Linked DNA regions of Homo sapiens: region 2 is linked to region 1. A link is a contact called in ENCODE Hi-C or POLR2A ChIA-PET data. All regions are on one chromosome and are shown on one strand. Each heading gives the region's core, a stretch centred on a gene start or an enhancer-like site at or near the end of the contact. The rest is flanking DNA. Distances are from core to core; before and after follow the strand shown. Region 1 holds the start of HSD17B7 (hydroxysteroid 17-beta dehydrogenase 7). Region 2 overlaps UHMK1 (U2AF homology motif kinase 1).

The links. A loop is a pair of places that touch in the nucleus more often than their neighbours do. ChIA-PET counts read pairs that join two places held with the same protein, here RNA polymerase II (POLR2A). Pooled maps may share reads with other maps.
Region 2: a pooled map shows a loop between it and region 1 (4-fold over the local background). The contact joins the enhancer-like site here to the promoter of HSD17B7 in region 1. A Hi-C loop is called at or near these places in 1 of 37 single-sample maps with no recorded cell type and 2 of 50 pooled maps. POLR2A ChIA-PET finds 5 or more read pairs at or near these places in 3 of 52 experiments (PC-3, activated T-cell and endothelial cell of umbilical vein).

The regions. Positions count from the first base shown.
Region 1 is chr1:162,787,097-162,793,937 of GRCh38, reverse strand. It overlaps HSD17B7 (hydroxysteroid 17-beta dehydrogenase 7), which reads right to left and starts at 3,236. Exons shown (of 9, transcript NM_016371.4): 1 at 3,103-3,236; 2 at 1,076-1,279. The coding sequence starts at 3,137. DDR2 (discoidin domain receptor tyrosine kinase 2) reads right to left here. Exons shown (of 18, transcript NM_006182.4): 18 at 6,533-6,841. RefSeq lists silencers at 1,652-1,852, 3,249-3,308.
Region 2 is chr1:162,527,317-162,534,157 of GRCh38, reverse strand. It overlaps UHMK1 (U2AF homology motif kinase 1), which reads right to left. Exons shown (of 8, transcript NM_175866.5): 8 at 4,527-6,841. Among named protein-coding and RNA genes, the nearest start is that of UAP1-DT, 31 kb to the left of the region's middle. Within about 2 kb of position 3,702, at least 3 of the 41 ENCODE cell types and tissues checked have a DNase peak (open chromatin) inside an H3K27ac peak, as active enhancers do.

The DNA of each region.
Region 1 (6,841 bases), core at 1,987-4,486:
CAATTACTGTGAAGGTGTGAACAAATCTTTACTGGCCTAGGGAAAAAAAATACCCCTTAGGAAGCAGGGAGAAGCCCTGGGGTCTTGGACCCACCCAACTAATATAAGATTGGATGACCTTCCCAGGCATATTACCCTTATTTCTGTGTCTCAGTTTCTTCACTTGTTAAATGTCACTCACTACTTGCCTTATCTACTTAATGAATTCATTATGTGAAGAAAGATGTAAAAAATGAATTCAAATGTCAAAGGAGTTACCTTAACGTAAGGCAGTGCAACTGATCACACATCAGGATGTACTTACAAATTAGTCTCCATGAAATAATTATGATCATGATTGAGATTGAAAATGTGGTACTGGCCAAGTGCAATGGTTCACACCTGTAATCCCAGCACCAACTGATCGATCACATATCAGGATGTACTCATAACTTAGTCTCCATGAAATAATTATGATCATGACTGAGACTGAAAATGTGGTACTGGCTGGGCGCAATGGCTCACGCCTGTAATCCCAGTACCAACTGATCACACATCAGGATGTACTCATAAATTAGTCTCCATGAAATAATTATGATCATGATTGAGACTGAAAATGTGGTACTGGCCAGGCGCAATGGCTCACGCCTGTAATCCCAGCACTTTGGGAGGCCGAGGCGGGTGGATCACGAGGTCAGGGGTTCGAAACCAGCCTGACCAACATGGTAAAACCCCGTCTCTACTAAAAATACAAAAATTAACCAGGCATGGTGGCGCATGTCTGTAATCCCAGCTACTCAGGAGGTGGAGGCAGGAGAATCACTTGGAACCCAGGAGGTGGAGGTTGAAGTGAGCCGAGATCACGCCATTGCACTCCAGCCTGGGCAACAGAGCAAGACTCCATCTCTTTAAAAAAAAAAAAAAAAAGAAAGAAAACGTGGTACTGAGACACAATGGGTCACCCTATACAGACTTCCTCAACATAACTGCTTACACCGCACCTGTTTCTTTTCAGGTTTTTCTTTCCTCTCTTATTTTATTAAGTGTTATGCTGCACAATCACATGAGAAAAAAAATCCATCAGCAAGAGATATACCTTTGCTTAAGTTCCTTGGAGGCCCGGAAGACCGACTGCAGGTTGCTGACATCCACCTGGACAATGGTGACCTCAGCAGTGGGGTGAGAGGCCAGCAGAGCAGCACAGACAGCTTCTGCCTTGCTCATGTTCCTGCACGCCAAACACAGATGAAGCTCATCATCTTCCGCCAGCAGCCGCTTGCAGAGGGCCAGGCCAATGCCACTGGGAGGACAATTCAGACACAAGATGTGGGTTATCTGGGATGGCATCAGGTACAGGCATTTCTCTCTGGTTCAGAAAACTGTGTCAAGTTGACCTCCAATGAGAAGCCCAGATAGAAAGAAAAGACTCAACAATTATTTAAGAAGGGAGGAATCCTACACTCCAATAGTCACTTGCTTGAGACACAGCCTAGTTTGTGTTTTTCTCATTTTGAAAAACTTCAATGACAAAATAACTGGACTGAAAACAAGAATTGTTCTTTAGTTTTTCTACTACTGGGCTTTATCCTGCCAGTGGTTTTCATTTTGTACCTATTATGTCACTCATGAAAATGATTTAATATATCACCAGTAAGGGCTCAAAAGAGCATCTTATTAGCTGTTTCCTATGTGCATTTTGACTTTGCTGTCTAGGCTCCTCAGGGGCAAGGGCTCTACCACCTACTGGTATCGTAAACACCATAAGGAGCACCAGAAATCTCTGATAAAGGAACAGATGAATCTTTCAGGATGAGGCATCAGTAACATGGCAGGATGTACAAATCCCTCTCAACAACTATGATTAAATAATAGAAAAAGAAAGAACTCAACATGATTAAGTAGAAGGTAGGAATACACTAAATATTAGATGAGTACACCACTTGGAAACAAAGAACTTCAAAACCAGCATTGTAAAACCGCATAGGAGTGGTGACAGCAGTCAGACCAGCCTGGCTGATAGCAATGAAAAGCTGGGTAATAAGTTCTCTTTCAAGACTTAAGCTGATTCCAGGCAAATATGTTAATAGTTAAAACCCAAAAAGAGCCTGGAACCATCAGTAATCTATTAGCACCAACAACAAAGCATCAAAAATATTTATTTGTCCTCACATGAGAACAGTAGGCATTTAATATACAATTGCACATGTCACAATATATGTAAAAGAAACAGACAAAATCAATTCTGACTTACTCAGTACCTTCCACATAAGAAGCACCAATCAACGGTTAAAGTCACTTGAGAGGGTATGCTAAAAAGTTGCCAAATGCAGACACCTACCAAGCTGGCTTAGTTAATACGCATGTGGTTAAATAATTGAAAGTGGATCAATCTTAAATGTTTAACATGTCCTCTGTCTTAATCATTTAAAAATGCCAAATGCAACTAGTAGAAAAATGGTTTGATTGGCTTCATCCTCCACACATTTTTCACAGAAGTGCAAATGACAGGTAAAACAAGCAACAGAAGAGGCTGAGAGACTAAACGAGCAACCCTGGAATTATTATGAGCTGGTTATTCTGCACCCCAACCATGCCTTCATAGGAAAAGATTAATTTTCTCTGGGTTTCTGAAGAGTATGTTAGCTCTCTAGCACTGAGCTAAATGAAACGGGATTGTTTTCTCTCCACCGTCCTAATGTTCATGGGTGTTCAAATTTGTAGGCAAAAGGCTTGTACAGACAAAACACCTGGAGTATAAGACATGATCACGTGGTCAGGAGCAAAATATTGGGCACTGACGATAAATACGAACAGTAGGCAAAGATGGAAAAGGGGCGGAGCCCGCCTGAGTACCCCATTGCCTTGATAACCTCAGGATCATCACTGCGACACTCATCACTTACTGATGCTCTAGTTTTCCTTTTCACTGTCATGTTTAATACAAAGCACCAGTTACTGAGCACCTCAAGAGGCCGACATGCCCCACACCTGCTGCAGACTCCGGGGAACCTAGGCAAAGCCAGGGGCGGGCGCTTCCGGGGTCCGTTCGTGGAGGGTCGCAGACCCCTGCTCTCTCGGACCCCTGATCCGCTGCCGCCTCTGCCAACCCAAAGGAGGCCTCACCTGCTAGCCCCGGTGATCAAAACCACCTTTCGCATCTTCGCGCACTCACACTTCCAAGCAGTGAAGCAAACACCGCCGCTGCTTTCGGAAGTCCTACGATTTCGGGCCGCCTCACCCGTCACCAATCAGAGTACGGCCACGCCCCGCCTCCCGTTGCGTCATCGAGTCTGAGCTGATCCCTCCAATCTCAGTCCGCCAACCGTTCCCTGCCCTCGGAGACGGCGTCGGGTGAGATAGGCCGAGGGGCGGAGCTGCGTGACGCAAAGCCCGGAGCCATTCCAGGCTCTTCTCGCTCCGCCTAGGCGCAGGTGTCTGTCACTGCTTCCTAGGGCTCAGCGGGCGCCTGATCTTTAATCCTGGTGGGGGCGTCACCCGGCCTAGCACTCAGGACAGGATCTGTGACACGCACTGGGTCTGTGCCCTGGCGCCTGAGATTGGCACTTCTTTGCAGGAAGGCCTCACGGTATTTGCACCAGTGCCCATTTTAGAGAAAAGGTTTGGGTCTAGGAGCCAAAGTTGGGCGATTATCATCTAATTTTCCACTCCTTTTTGGATGTACAGATCCAGGCATTGTGCCACTTCACAGCCCAACTTTTGATCCCAGACCTCCTCCTCTAAAGAAGCTTATTTGAGAAAATGAGCACTGATTTTATTAAGAACTTTATGTAGAATCAGACGTAAATTACCAGTATTCAAAACTTGGAATGTGGCGTGGAATCAGAATCTCAGAACTTCATTCTCCGAAGTACTGAGAATGTGCTGTAACCTTCTGTATCAGTGCATCTCAAACTGTGCTAAAGGACCTGTTTTTGTCTCCAAGCCATCCCAGATGGGTGCTTTTAGAAAATACAAAAAAATAAAGTGCTAGAAAAAGAAAAGCAAAAGGCATACAAAACACAAGCCCCGATATTTTATTATTAGATCCAAGACATATAAAAGTACTCTGCCAAAATGAGGCAGAATAGGGTTTGGAGGCAGGGTACTTAAGGCCACTTCGTGCTGACTTCCTAAAGCTCAATCAAGGAAAAACAGCAAGGGCTGGAAGTAGGGAATCTGAGACCAATTGGTGCTGGCTTCCCAAAGCTGGATCAAAAGGAAAACACCTGGGTCTGGGGGCCGAGAGCCTAGGGTCAATTAACACCAACTTCCTAAAGCTAAACCAGAAGGAAAAACCCCATCTCCCCACTCCCCAGTAGCAAAGGATCAAAGGCTACTCTCCCTACAACCTTCTGTTCTCAGACCAAACTGAGGGTTGGGCTGCTATTTTTCAAGGCCCAATAACGAGATGCAGATGAGCTGGGGAGGAAGAGAGTTTTTATTTCTGTAACCGGTTGCAGGGAGAAGGCCTGGAAATTATCACCAGACCAACTCAAAATTACAGTTTTTCAGAGCTTATATGCCTTCTAAGCGAACTGTCTATGTGTAAGTGTGCATTTATCTAAAGACATAAGTGATTAACTTCTTTTAATCTGTAACTAAGGTCTGAGTCCTGAAAACCTTCCTCTGGAGCCTCAGTAAATTTACTTAACCTAAATGGGTCCAGGTGCTGGGGTGATTGCCCTTGTATTCTCTCCTGCTAAGTGGTGGAGGTTTGAGGAGTTCTCTTAGACCCCCCAATAAACTTGTTTGTGGAGGCCTGGGGAGTTTCTTCAGACCACAATAAAACTTGTTTAATCCTAAAGGGGTCCGGTTAAGAATTCTTTCTTTATTTTGTATGCTTTAAGAGGCCCAGGAAAGGCCTAGGCAAAATTCTTGATGGGCTTTTGTTACATCCCAGCCTTTGTATAAGGGCACTGGCTTTTAATATTTAACCACTTAGTACTGAAACAGTTGTTAGTGAGACCTGGCCTGCCACACTTCCACCATGTCTCAGATGGAAAGGGAAAGTGCCTTGGATTGGCTGTGGGCCAAGCACTAAGCATGGGCCATGCCATCATCTGCATAGGGCACAAATTCACCTCAGCCTTTACTTAGCCATAAACCAAATCCTTCATCCAGATAAGGGGTAGCCCATAGGGACCTCAAAAGAACTACTTAAAACCCAGAAAACTTTGTAACTGGGCCCTTGAGCCACTTGCTCAGGCCCACTCCCACCCTGTGGAGTGCTTTCTCAGTTTAATAAATCCCTGCTTTTGCTTTCGCAGCTTCATTCCTTTGTTACTTTGTGCATTTTGTCCAACTTTTCGTTCCAAATGGCCAAAAACCTGGACGACTCACACTCAAGGCCCTCCTTCCAGTGACAAAACTGCTATAAAGGTTTCTAATGCTTACTCTAGGTTTCTGTATTTGTAGTAGACTGGTAATGGGACCATCACTAGCCCCAGCTCATGCAGAATAAAACTGTGTATCATACATCAAACGCTACTGAACATACTTTATTTAATGGCCTCTTTCAGTGTTTTAATTATTTATGAACAGCAATGATCCATAAAACACTGAGATAATTTATATTGGCTTTTGATTCTAGAGGTTTTGATTAATGATACCAACTTACTTAGTAATCATTTATCCTATATCAATAAAATTAGATTGAAAGAACAAATCTGGTTATTAGAACATTAGATTCCTAAATAAAATTTTTTTTTTTTTTTTTTTTTTTTAGACAGAGTCTCACTCTGTCAGCAGGCTGCAGTGCAGTGGCGCAATCTCGGCTCACTGTAACCTCCGCCTCCCGGGTTCAAGCAATTCTCCTGCCTCAGCCTCCCGAGTAGCTGGGACTACAGGCACACACCACCACACTCAGCTAATTTTTGTGTGTGTATATATGTATGTGTATATATATATATATATATATATTTTTTTTTTTTTTTTAGTAGAGGTGGGGTTTCATCGTGTTGGCCAGGCTGGTCTTGAACTCCTGAGCTCAAGTGATCTGCCTGCCTCGGCCTCCCAAAGTGTTGGGATTACCGGCATGAGCCACCGCGCCCGGCCAATAAAATTTCTTTATCATGGGGGTGGAACTCAGCTCCTACGCTTATCCCACTTTCAACTGTTCTAAAGAGACCACAATTTAACAACATTTTCTGAAAGTCATGGAGTAAAATTAAGCCTAATTGTGAGAGTCTAGACCCAAAGACTCATTTTAAAATGTTCTAGAGCTCAGAGGTGATAAGGAATAAGAAGAAGACCTGGTTGTGTGGCTGTCCCATAAAAAAATCATTTCTATAAAGAAGGGAGAGGGCCTGGGCTGTGGAGGCTCAGCATTACCGCAGTCTCGGGATGACCGCCAGCCTAAGACAGACTGAATTAAGTGAAGTCCAGACAGCTTCAGAGCAAGACCGTCTGTCTCTCCTTTCCCCAAGATTTTCATTCAAGCCAAGTGATGAAACTGCTCTCTTCTTCCTTTTTCTGCACTAAAGTTGCTGCTTTCAAGGTGTTATGACTTTTGAAAGATGGGCTGAACTGCTAGAGGTGCTCAGAGAGACTAGAATAGAGTTCAAAATAGATGCCATTTAATTTTATATTTTACAAATATTTTATCACTCATAGGACACAGCTTGATAACCATCATAATATGTTTTTATTGATGAGTGAATGGATAGGTGTGTTTTTTTTAATCATCATAAGTTTATGTTTTGCATGGGCTCATTCTGTTCTCCTGGAAATCAGAAGAACAATAGGGTACACAATGATCCCATCTATCCCTGCCAAACCTTGGCCCTGTGATTTATCTACCATACCCCATGCTGAAAAATGTGCTCAGAAAACTCACATATTCTGAGAAATATTCTCAGAAAAC
Region 2 (6,841 bases), core at 2,453-4,952, 260 kb after region 1:
AGGCGTGAGCCACCATGCCTGGCCTAGCTTTGGCTTTCATTCTCACTCTGTTGCCCAGGCTGGACGGCAGTAGCGCCATTTCGGCTCACTGCAATCTCCACCTCCTGAGTTCGTTCTCCTAAGTGATTCTCCTGCCTTAGTCTCCTGAGTAGCTGTAACTACAGGCGCATGTCACGACGCCCAGCTAATTTTTGTATTTTTAGTAGAGACAGGGTTTTGCCATGTTGGCCAGGCTGGTCTTGAACTCCTGACCTCAAGTGATCCACCTACCTCAGCCTCCCAAGTGCTGAGATTACAGGCGCAAGCCACCGCGCCCAGCCTGATCCCTCTTTTCTTTAAAGGAGTGTGGTCTTAAAAATGTAAATGTTCTAATTTTATAGCAGTAATTTTTTTTTTTTTTTTGAGACGGTCTCACTCTGACACCCAGGCTGGAGTATAGTGGCTCACTGCAACCTCTACCTCCTGGGTTCAAGCAAGTCTCCCACCTCAGTCTCCTGAGTAGTTGGGACCACAGGCATGCGCCACTATGCCTCGCTAATTTTGGATTGTTTGGTATAGATGGGATTTCACTGTGTTGGCCAGGCTGGTCTTGAATTCCTGACCCCAAGTGATCTGTCCTCCTCGGCCTCCCAGAGTGCTGGGATTACAGCCATGAGCCACCGCCCAGCCTATAGTACTAATCTTTTGTTACTAGTCTAATAAATCGTTTCCAACAGAAACATCAATAACGTCTCATTGCTTTACAAAGTAATCTCAACTGAACAGGTGTTCAATGGTCCTTGTCATAGAGCCTCTTCCCAGGTCTGCACAACTCTGGAAGACATTTTATTTAGCTGGTATTTGAATATGCGGCCATCGGTCACCCATTTTCCTTTGAGCATTATTTTTATTTCATATGTAAAGATATTGAAATATACATATAGACATCTATATAATATTACATATGCAGATGATATTGTATGCTTAATGAAAAATAGGCTTTTGGAAATGGTTTAGTAATTATGTGTAGCAACTCGCTCATGTTCCAACCTATTAAGTCAAGAATTCTTAAAAGTTACAGAATAGTGGAGAGAACTACAAGTCACAATAAAACACCTCACGTTTTTAAAGTGAAAATTTGCTTAGCCAAGTTCAATATACTCATGCTAAGGAAGAACTCAAGGATTTTGGTTGTTCAGATACACAATTTTATGCAACAGAAGGAAATGAAAAATCCTAATTCCTTCAATTTAGGACTAAAAACTGTTCCACAAAAATAATCTGCTATATATACATATATATGTATATATAGAGAGAGAGAAAGAGAGAGAGAGAGAGTCTCTGTCACCCAGGTTGGAGTACAGTGGCGCAATCTTGGCTCACTGCAACCTCCGCCTCCCAGGTTTAAGCGATTCTCGTGCATCAGCCTCCCAAGTAGCTGGGATTACAGGTGTATGCCACCACGCCCAGCTAATTTTTGTATTTTTTTTGTAGAGACGGGGTTTCATTGTCTTGGCCAGGCTGGTCTTGAACTCTTGACCTCAAGGAATCCACCCACCTTGGCCTCCCAAAATGCTGGGATTACAGGTGTGAGCCACCGTGACTGGGCATAATCTGCTATATTTTTAAAATCCAAAGTCTACCTTTCTAAATTTCTAAGTTATTTGATTAAATTGCCAATTTTGTTATTTGTACATCAATAGATTATAATGATTTCCTTTTGCTATAGAGTTAACTAAAATAGAAACTACTGGCCAGGTGCAGTGGCTCACACCTGTAATCCCAGCACTTTGGGAGGTAGAGGCGGGCAGATCACCTGAGGTCAGGAGTTCAAGACCAGCCTGACCAACATGAAGGAACCCCGTCTCTACTAGAAATACAAAATTAGCCAGGCGTGGTGGTGCATGCCTGTAATCCCAGCTACTAGGGAGGCTGAGGCAGGAGAATTGCTTGAACCTGGGAGGCGGAGGTTGCAGTGAGCCGAGATGGCGCCATTGCACTCCAGCCTGGGCAACAAGAGCAAAACTGTCTCAAAAATAAATAAATAAATAAATAAAATAAACTACTAAACTGCCATTCTTTGAAATATTGGAGTCATCCATATCCAACTGGATGCCAGATTCTATGAATTCATTTTCAACTCCACAAACATTTATTGAGCAATTACTATAGCTCAGGCATGGGGCTAGGTGCTAGGAATACAGATCTGAATATGATGATCCACTACTGATAAGGAGTACACTTGGGGCAAAACAAAATGGTAAATCTAGTCATATAGGAAATGCATACATACAAAGTAAAGACTTGGTACAGAATTACTAACAATTTGACAGGGAAGAGCACAGGGAAGATAACTAGAGAAAGTAACAACTGAGCTGTTTTAAGATCAATATGATTTTATCACACAGATAACTGGGCATGGGTAGGCAGGGAATTGAATGCAACTTTGTTTTATTTATTGTTTTTCTTTTTTTTTAGACGGAGCCTGGCTCTGTCGCCCAGGCTGGAGTGCAGTGGTGCAATCTCGGCTCACTGCAACCACTGCCTCCTAGATTCAAGCAATTCTCATGCCTAAGCCTCCCGAGTAGTTGGGATTACAGGCGCGTGCCACCATGCCTGGCTAATTTTTTTCTGTTTTATTTTTGAGACATGGTCTCACTCTGTCATCTGGGCTGGAGCGCAGTTGGTGTCATCACAGCTCACTGCAGCCTTGACCTCCCGGGCGCAGGTGATCCTCCCACCTCAGCCTCCCAGGTAGCTGGGACTACAGGTGTATGCCACCATGCCAGGCTAATTTTTCTATTTTTTGTATAGACAGGGTTTCACCATGTTTCCCAGGTTGGTCTCCAACTCCTGGCTCAAGAGATCCACCCACCTCAGCCTCACAAAATGTTGGGATTACAGGCGTGTGCCACTGTGCCTGGCCTGAATGGCATTTTAATAAGAGGATCAGAAGAGGAAAAAGGATGGACTTTGCAGAAATACAGGTAGGTGCAGCTGCAGCATGAAATATAAATAGGGAAAGAGATAGGAGGCATGATTGACAGGTGGAGCCAGATTGTAAAAAGTCTTATATGCCAATTCAAGAGAATTAGACATAATTTTGAAGGCAAATGGGCAGAATAGGAAATAAAATGAAGAATTTTATACATGAGTAGCATGATCAGGCTTCTTTTTAAAAATGAAAACTGTTAGCAGTATTAAGAGACAAGAGGGCAGGAGACAGGGATCTTCTAAGAAACTCTAGTAAAAGATCAAGGACTAAACCCAGTAGTATCTGAGGAAATGAAAAAGGGAAGCTGGATCTGGAAGGAATTACTGGGTTGACTAGCACGCAACCTAGCACACTGGTGACTCTGAAGTTAGATATTCATTTGTCCACTGTGTAAACCCTAGGAAGTAAGCTAAACAATCCATTTCCTTAACCATAAAATGAAGTGAACATTAATATCTTCCTAATAGGCTTCTTGGGAGGATTAACCAAAAAGCATTTAGCACGTTTGGTGCAAAATAACGCTCAGTTAGTCACTATTCTACTATCAGGGAGATGAAGAGATTGAGCTACTCCTAAGTAGCCCTTGAATAAAGGCCTGCTTCTGCTTTTCAATCCTAACCAATGCCCGTTGTTTAGATGAGTGGTTCTAAAAGTGCAGTCTCCACCCTAGCAGCAGCAACAGCCCCACCTGAGAACTTGTTAGAAATGCAAATTCTCGAATCCCACAAAGAACTAGTCAGAAACTCTAGGGGCGGGGCCCAGCAGTCGGTAGCCTAACAGGCCCTCCCAGGTGATTCTGTTATATGCTGAAGGATGAGAATTACTGGTTTAAATATTCTTAACTCCAGTCTAAGTTATTAAAACAGTCTCTTAGGGTGTCCCTTCTAACAACATTTTCCTGTTGAATTTATCTTCCAGATCTGTCACTGACTTCCCAAAACAACATGCCAATGCCACTCCCAGACAGACCAGTATATAAATACCACCTCTCAGTTTTATGAAATGTCGGGCAAGTCTCTTTATTTGGGTTAATTGGGTCTCTGTTGTCTCAGTTAATTGGGTCTCAGGTTATTTGGGTTTCAGTTCCCATGTGGAAAAAGGGAACATTAAACATGATATAAACTAAAATGGTACCCATCACCTAGTTGATGCTTCATGATTTGTGGCTGTTTTATTACTATTGCACCTATTATCTCATTTGGTCCTCACAACATAAAAATACAGCTATTATCAAAGCAGAATCACTGGATTAAAGATATCCAAGTTGATAAAACAGCCAAGATTAGAACACAAATTTCCTGACTCTGAACTCTGGTTCTTTTCATTAGACCTGGCTGTTTCTATAATATCAAGAACACTTTTCCAAAATAAAAAATTACATATCAGTATTACCAATATGATGCAAGATTTCCAAAAATGAAAAATCATATTCTTTAGAAATGGGTGGTTAAAGCTACATGGAAATTTTTATTGGCAGCTTTTAGTTAAAATTAAATCAGAAAATAAATATATTTACCTGTTATCTGAATATTTATACTAAGTATAGAAAAAGTTGAAATTAAAAAGCAACTCCTTTATTTTTAAGCTTTTATTTTATCACTCTTATCAAACACACATCAGAAAGCATTATCAACAGTGCATCTTATGGTAAGTCAGTTTACAACAAAACTGAACAAGGCAATTGTGTTTACAGAAAAAGTCTTCAGCAAAAAAGTATGCAATACAGTCAACTGAAACGCATTGTTCACACTTTTTAGGAATATAGGAAAGTGGAAAATAAAAGTTCTTTGCTATTCAGCAGGAAAGAGTTTAAAAGACTTGAATGGAAATCAGAAATTTAGGGATTTGAGAAAATAACTTTTTGGTACTGACACACATCTACATACATAGTCCCACTTAGTTTTTGTTTTTTCTTTAAAAAAAAAACAAAAGCTCACAAACAATAAGACATCACAAATAATACAGCAGAACCACAGTGCCAAGAAATGCCAAGACCAATATGCTACTGAAACAACTGGTAGAAATGTTACAGACAACTATTCACTATGTATTGTAATATTCTTGTAGTTCTGAGGTGAAGGTAAACCAACAGGAGAGATTACTCCTTGTAACTGGCTTTGGTTTAAGTGATCTTTCACATTTTTTTCTAACCATACCTTCTTATAAAAAATGTAGCAATTACATGTTACTGAGGGAAAATAGTACTAGGTTTTAATATTCACAACCAACTACTCCAGCTGACACAGGATGCCATCAACCATTAAAATTTATTGATCATACTTAGATTTTCTAAGGCTGATCAACAGATAGCAAAGATGGAACCCTTTTGGGAAAAAATAAAATCCCTTCTACCCCAGTTTTGACACTGTTAAGAAGTTATAAAGGAATGTTAAATTATTTAAGATATTTCAAAAAAGAATTAAGAATGGAAGAGTAAATTCTGCTGGAAAAGATAGGGCAGCTTTACAGTCTGCAAAGTAAATAATCTACAGAGATGCAGCTTAACTTTTTTTTATTATAATAAACATACTTATTTCCATAAGGTGCTGTGACTTTGCAGCTAGTGCATACTAATGCCACCCACTGTACCCAATGTGCAAAAGGAAATAATGGAGATGGCTAACCTCCAGTTTTCTGATCCTTGATTTGCATAAGTGGTGATGTACACCAAATACACAAAAGCTGGAGTATAAATATTTATTTTTAAAAATTAGGCCAAACTGAATATAGATATTTAATCTGGTTTCACAAACTCTTAAAATAATTTTCTGAGGAAACAATGATGAGGAATGTGTAGGAAAGGCAATGTTTCTATGCTAGCGGTACCAAACCTGGAACTTTAAGTATCATTTTTTAGCTCATTAACTATATAGAAGATTACTAAGACCAGTAAGGGAGCCATTTTCTTCCCCTCCTCTATTTTTATTACTTATCTCTCTCCTCTTTACTCTTAAAATTGGCAATCTTCTGACAACCCAAGCTAATAAAATAATATAGCTATATATAATTCAAATAACTAAAGAACTTTTGAGTCCATATATGCAGGATTTTTGAATACCTCACTACATTTGCTCTTATACCCTCACTGTCCTGGTATCATAAATATTATTAAGGGAAGATAACTTAGAAGGGGAAAGCAATTCCAACCTGGGATAAAAAAGTGATTACAAATAATTATCTTGTTGATAGTAAGGGCTTATGGTAACAAGTAGCTCTGATTTTTCACATAAAGATCCCCCCCCAAAAAAACAAAATACAAACAATTCCAGTTTTTTTCCCCCAGAATGTGACTTATTTCCATTATACAAAGCAGTATAACAAAATAAGCTCTCTTCTGCACAAAAAACGATTAATGGTTTATAAGACAAATAAGTAGAATGCTTCTCTTTGCCTTTAAATTAAAATACTATGAACCTAGGTAACAAAACATACATGGCTTTCTTCAAAAGGGCCACAAGATTTCTTCTGGTTATTGTGACAGCTACCCAATTTAATGGGAAATAACACTCAAGCAGTCATTTGGTAAGTTTCCCATGAATTTCAGCATTTACAGTGCCACAAACACAACTGCCACAATTATGACAACTCTCTGAAAAGCACAAATAAAGCAAATTTAAAACATTAATCCTCATAAGCAGTACAAGGCAGAACAAAAGTGCTGAGTGGTAGGAAAATGAATAAAAATTTCCTATCAGGAGAATAAAGTTTGTGTAAACTATCTTATATCCTGAAGATCACTTTAATGACCACCTATAAAATACAAAGTTTCCTAAATACTCTCTGATTTATAGATATTTCTCTTACAGTCCACTGCTCCTATAAAATTACAGCAAAAAATATTAAAATTATTTACCTTCTTCTTAAATA